2 separate regions of the Homo sapiens genome follow, and region 2 is linked to region 1. A link is a loop called in an ENCODE intact Hi-C map of the cell type or tissue named here. Cell type or tissue: B cell. All regions are shown on one strand. Each heading gives the region's core, and the rest is flanking DNA. Links, peaks and the distances in the headings are about the cores only.

Region 1 (2,817 bases), core at 107-2,606:
AGATCTCCCTCATACTTAACCACCGTGCCTGGAAAATGCAGACAACTGTATTCAGTAAATGGTATTTGAATATAAGTAAATCAAAAGTGTCGTTTCCATAGATTCTGTAGATGTTACCACTTAGAATAATTACCTGTCTAACCCTTAACAAATTCTACCGTATATTCTCAGACTTTGCAAACACGGGATTCCAAAACAATGTGGATTGTTTTCAGTTTCTTTGAAGCTCAGATTTAAATCATACTTTTACTCAGTTTTTAAACCTAAACGTGGAAGTGTTATGAGATGTTGTTTTTGTGCAGCTAGAATTCCTTGTTCTACTAATGAATTTCATTTCCTGAGTCCCTGTGTCTGAGTATACTGTATGTTTCAAATTTCTGATTTAGTTATGTACCTATAGGCAAATACACTGAATGGTCAACCTAAAAATGCATTGTTTGACTCATATTTAGAGTCATACATATATAGGCACATGTATTTAAAATAAATACTTTAGGCTAGATGTGGTGGCTCACAGCTGTAATCCCAGCATTTTGGGAGGCTGAGGTGGGAGGATCCCTTGAGCCCAGGAATTTGAGACCACCCTAGGCAACATAGAAAGGCCCTATCTCTACAAAAAAAAAAAAAAAAAAAGATTTTTTTAATTAGCCAGGCATGATGGTGCGCGCCTGTAGTCGCAGCTACTCTGGAGGCTGAGGTGTGAGTGTGAACCAGGAAGTCAAGGCTGCAGTGAGCTGTGATGGTGCCACTGCACTCCAGCCTGGATGACAAAGCAAGACGCTGTTCCAAAATTAAAAGTTAAAAAATGAGATAAATACTTGAAATATTACAATTATTAAAATAGTTGTTTTCCCCATGGGAAAAAAAAGTTGAGCAGAGCTGTGTCTTTGCACTCAGAAAAAACTCTTACTCTGTTGAAGGCTAGTGACTCTTCTAAACACCAACCCCTTCACCTTTTTACTTTCCTTAGACTTTCTTTGGAAAATCAAGGAGTTAGCACTTTTTCCCCCTGGAAGAATTAAATGCCTCTCCAGAACTGCAGCACAGGAGGTTAACTTCTACCACCTTTGGAGGCCTGCAAGCTACCAGATTAAATACTTAAAGCTAAGCATTCATCATTTCTTAACCTGCCCTCTACAGTCATGCACTTCCTGCTTTTTACTTTGTCAGGGCTCGTACTCAAACTATTCATAGCTTCATGAAACAGGAACTAAATGCTGTCTGAGCCTTTCCCCTTGTAACTCTCAGCGTTCTGCTTATCCTTCATAGACAGAAGATGATGATATGTCCTGACTGTTGAAGAGAAATTAGACTTAATGTGATCCTGTACAGTTAAACCAAAGGCCAGATAGGGATTTTTTATTTCAATCAACTTTCTATTGTAGGCCTAGGTTTGGAAAACCTTAGCACCCCCTAATTTGTAAGACTTGAACTGTTTTAAAGATAAGGGATACACAGCCAAAGCTTTCTTTGTAATTCTGAGATTTTTGGTGTTTTTACAGATACTTAGTCTAAATCTTTCATCAGACAGTTATCATGATTATTATTCTGACTTCAACAACTGCATTTTCTAAAGGGAAGTGAGAATTAGGAAACATTTTCCTGTACATCTGTTTATCTATCCCAGTTGTGTTGTTTGGATTTTTTCAGTGTCTTAACGATTGAAACCATCTTATCCATACTGAAATTCATTTCATGCTTCTATCTGCTGCTTCACATTCAGGCTATCAGTTTAATTGAGCAAAAAAAAAATGTTGGCAGTTTCTATAGCATCGGCATCCTTCTTTGGTTTCTCATTTTTGAATGGTTCAGCCACATGTTAAATTTTGCTGAGATCTCTGGAAACTTCTTCACATAATTCTTTGATAGAACATGAATTCTGTGAGACTCTTCATTAAAGAGCACGGTTTCATCACTAAGTTGAGATTTTGCTCAAGGCTATTTGGTAAATTCCAGCAGAAGAGCAATAAATGTTCAACAAGAAACAGCCGTCATTGGAGATAACAAGGGTAGACATTAATGGGAGGTTTGTCACAGGTAAACAGGTGATGGCATGAGAAGGTTTAAACCACCTCATAAATAAATTTTTCGCCACTATATGATGTGGATTACAACTAAACCAAACTTTAACCAATGTGGGTGTTGGTGTACCTTTCTTTTCTAAAGCAAAAAAGAAATTGTGGTACTAAACTTGAGCTTTTATATGATACCGCTAATTGCCCTTCACCCAACAAACCAATTATTTCTACCCATCACTTTTCGTTGCAAAAGAAATTATCTTATAAAATATATGTATATAGCATATATCTCCAAAGCAAATATGGGACATCTGTACCTCAATGTAACTGATAGTAAGTTAAAAATTATTTGCTGAGTTCTTGGTATGTGGACAGATGAATATTATAATGTTTAAGGCATTCCACCAGCAGGTTTTGAATTTAACCAAAATTTTATGAAGCTAATCAGAATGGAATTAAAAGTTGAAAGACTGCCAGGCCAAAAAGATCATCTTTCAGAAAAGTAAATAATTGCTCTATACTTACATATTTATTATTTATTTGTTCACCATCCGTTTATTTTTAGTTGAGTTCTGTATACATTGGTGAGCAAAGGGGGACTCATTAGCTTGGGCACTCCTAAGGGCAAACCCAATAACAGATAGTGAATGGGAAGGAAAATGAGAGAATTAGCATTTAGTGAACAAAATCTTATAAACTATGCTGAATGGTATACATGCTCTTTCAGTAAAGCCACTCAGTACTATTACTTCCCTACCTTCTGAATGTTTACCAAGTTCGATAAAATCTTGCTACATAC
Region 2 (2,817 bases), core at 111-2,610, 100 kb before region 1:
TTAAAGATGTGAAGATATATAATTAAGCATAATCCTCTCAAAGTTTGACGTTGAAAAGTATTTCAGATACTTCAACTTAAATATATTTTTTGCAAAATATCTTTTTTAAAAAAACAGATGTGGTCTCAGCAATGTAATTATTACAGTGTGAGGAGAGCTTACAGTTGTACCAAAATTTATAACTAGGAAGAAGAGAATGTGAAATAATCCGGAAACCTACAAAACTGTCCTATACAGGAATACCAATTAAACAGCTACTAAAAATGAGTGTAAAATGACAATATGGCTTTATCAAGTGCTTAGGGTCTGGAAAAATGCACATATTGCCTGTTATTTATTGTTATACTTAATGAATGTTCTTTTGCACGTGAGAACTGTTATAAAAGATGTCTTTTGTACATACTTGGTACACCAGTTGGCTTTTTAACCCATTAGCTGTTTTCCCCCAAAGGTGGCCTACTCTAGATGACGTTAAAAATACACATTTTCCAGGGACTTATATAAATAGTCAACTGCCCTATTATGGAAACTTAAAAGCGAAGGCCCTGAAATATCCAGACAGTTTGAACATAAACCAAAAATGAAGTGAATCTCTAGAATTGCTGTGTAATAGCGTGAGTGGGGAGGGGGTCCCTCAAGAGAGGGAACTGACCTTTTTCTTCCTCGTGGGTGACCTTGAGTACACACTTTATTTAGTCATTAAAAGGGTCACCTGAAGCTTAGAGAATGAAGATCCTACAGCCTGTTAATTTTATCATTGTTAGAAACTCTCTGCCTTTGGCCTGAAAATGGTAAATCACCTTTCTTAGAAGATTCTCATATCCAGATATTCTTACCAAATCAGAATCTTTTCCAGCATTTTCTTCAAAAAACCACAGTTCTGGGTTAAAACACAGCAGATCCTAACTGTAATTTTCCTTTCATGTACATTTTAGTCATCTTTATAATTTTAAATGAAAGACAGGAACTACATTATTTGAAATAAGGGTTAACCCCCTCTAATTATAAGCATTAATCACACACAGTTTTCTCATTTCTAAATGTTAAATATAAAATGGGAGCTATCTCTTCAGACACTTTTCTGTTGCCTTCTGTGTGCGGCAGGACCTTACTTTTAAGCTTAGTTTGATTTAAAGGCTGAGTTTCTGCTTGCTTGGAATGCTTGCTCTTCAAAATATTTGCTCCCTGGAGAGGGAAACTGAAGATGGAGCTTTCACGTGACTTTGGATTGCTGACCTGGAAGACGTTTGGGGTAATAGGATGGGCTAGGGCATGGTTCCACTGCTTTCTGTTTGAGTGGGGTCAGGAAAGGAAGGCGGGGCTCGCTGTGTGCAAACAGGAAAACATAGTCTGAAGATGTTTGAAGCCTGAGTGCACTTTCATTTGATGCCTTGCTTTATTGCTTAAGAGAATTTTAAACTGCCGAATCCGCAAATGTGCTGCAGCCTATAATGACACATATTTAAATGATTTTTGCATCTAAACAAATGCATTCACTCTTTGCCTGGTGTGTACAATTTGAATGACACTCGTGCTCTGCCTGGAAGGAACAGACGTTTTTCATTATAAAATTCAGTCAAGCAGAAAAGTAGCAAAGGAAGCAGAAATTTCCATTTACATCTATGATTGAAGTTGTAGTGATAAAAGAGGATGACTAAGTTGAAGAGTAGCCTTGTTCTCATTCTGCTATCTGACATGGGATCTTGTCACTTTGGTAATAGTTTTTAAACTTACATTATTGAGGAAGGCTCTGATCAGAAGTCTCAAATTATACATGTTCTTCAACCTTAGATTTTTCTGGGTGTTTTGTTTCAAAAGTCTCAAATTATATATGTTCTTCAACCTTAGATTTTTCTGGGTGTTTTGTTTGGTTTTTTGGTTATCTATAGATAGATTTGAGTATCTCTTTTTTTCTTAAAATCCGTTACTTACTAGTAATAAAGACTTAAGTGGTAGCTTTACGCTCCATTATCACAGAGATTCACAGTACTTTTTAGTTTTTACTTGTGAGCCTCAGCAGGTGTAGACAGATACCTTAGTTGCCACTGATAACATCCAGTTGCCACTAGATCAAGAAATGGTTCAAAATTCTCCAGGGGCATTTTCTGCTAAAGAAGAGTTGGTGATCTTCCTTTTGGAAGCCTTAATGTACTTAAACCTTCTTCCTTAGAAGTCCAGAAATTCAATTATTTCAGCTCTCTGTGGAGTGATAAGTCCTGCCAAATTGATTTACAATAATGAAACTAAGCCTTGTTTACAAATCTAAGTGGTGATTTCTAAGTCCACAGAGGCGTGGTAACAGAGAGAGAGATTCTGATTTATCTGGGGGTCTATCCGTGTTTGAACAGATTGTGTGATTTTTGAAACATGATTCAAAAGGGATGTTGATAAATTCTAAAATACATTTTTATTGAAGAGCTTGATGAATCATGTATACTTACTTTATTTGTTATTCTATTAGATATTGTCTTCCTCATCCCTAGGTGGTGTTGCTAGTACAGTGACAGAATTCAAATCCTTCTTTTTCCTCTGCTCTAACAGAGCTTTGTGAACTCATAGCAATATTGTAATGCCTGGTAAAAGGTGGTGCCAGTTTCAAGTACTATATCCTAATTACTTCATGGCTAACTCTTGTTATTGTTAACAATATTGTTAACTCTTTTGTTAAATGCAGTGACATCTTTTTTCTTTCTCATTCTCTGTGTACTTTTTGCCCTAAATAGTTCTGCATCTTTTAAGATACAAGTTTGCTTTTTCTTGGAGGTTTTTATTTGGAAAATGCCTGAAATATATAGACCAACATTTGTTCCTCCAATG

What was found. A loop is a pair of places that touch in the nucleus more often than their neighbours do. Peaks named below come from ENCODE experiments on the same cell type or tissue, not always from the same donor. Only the 100,000 strongest peaks of a DNase experiment are listed, where the experiment ranks them.
Region 2: a loop joins it to region 1, with 2.0 times the contacts of the local background. A loop is called at or near these places in 1 of 110 quality-filtered maps.

Annotation. Positions count from the first base shown.
Region 1 is chr21:25,966,139-25,968,955 of GRCh38, reverse strand. All of the region lies in intron 11 of APP (amyloid beta precursor protein), which reads left to right. Among named protein-coding and RNA genes, the nearest start is that of APP, 200 kb to the left of the region's middle. RefSeq lists an enhancer at 867-976. In B cell, for the core only: no CTCF peak of the experiment used is centred there; a DNase peak (open chromatin) is centred at 1,195; H3K4me3 peaks cover 1,178 bases; H3K27ac peaks cover 2,282 bases.
Region 2 is chr21:26,069,734-26,072,550 of GRCh38, reverse strand. The region is part of intron 3 of APP (amyloid beta precursor protein); the gene reads left to right. Among named protein-coding and RNA genes, the nearest start is that of APP, 100 kb to the left of the region's middle. In B cell, for the core only: no CTCF peak of the experiment used is centred there; a DNase peak (open chromatin) is centred at 1,380; H3K4me3 peaks cover 862 bases; H3K27ac peaks cover 2,113 bases.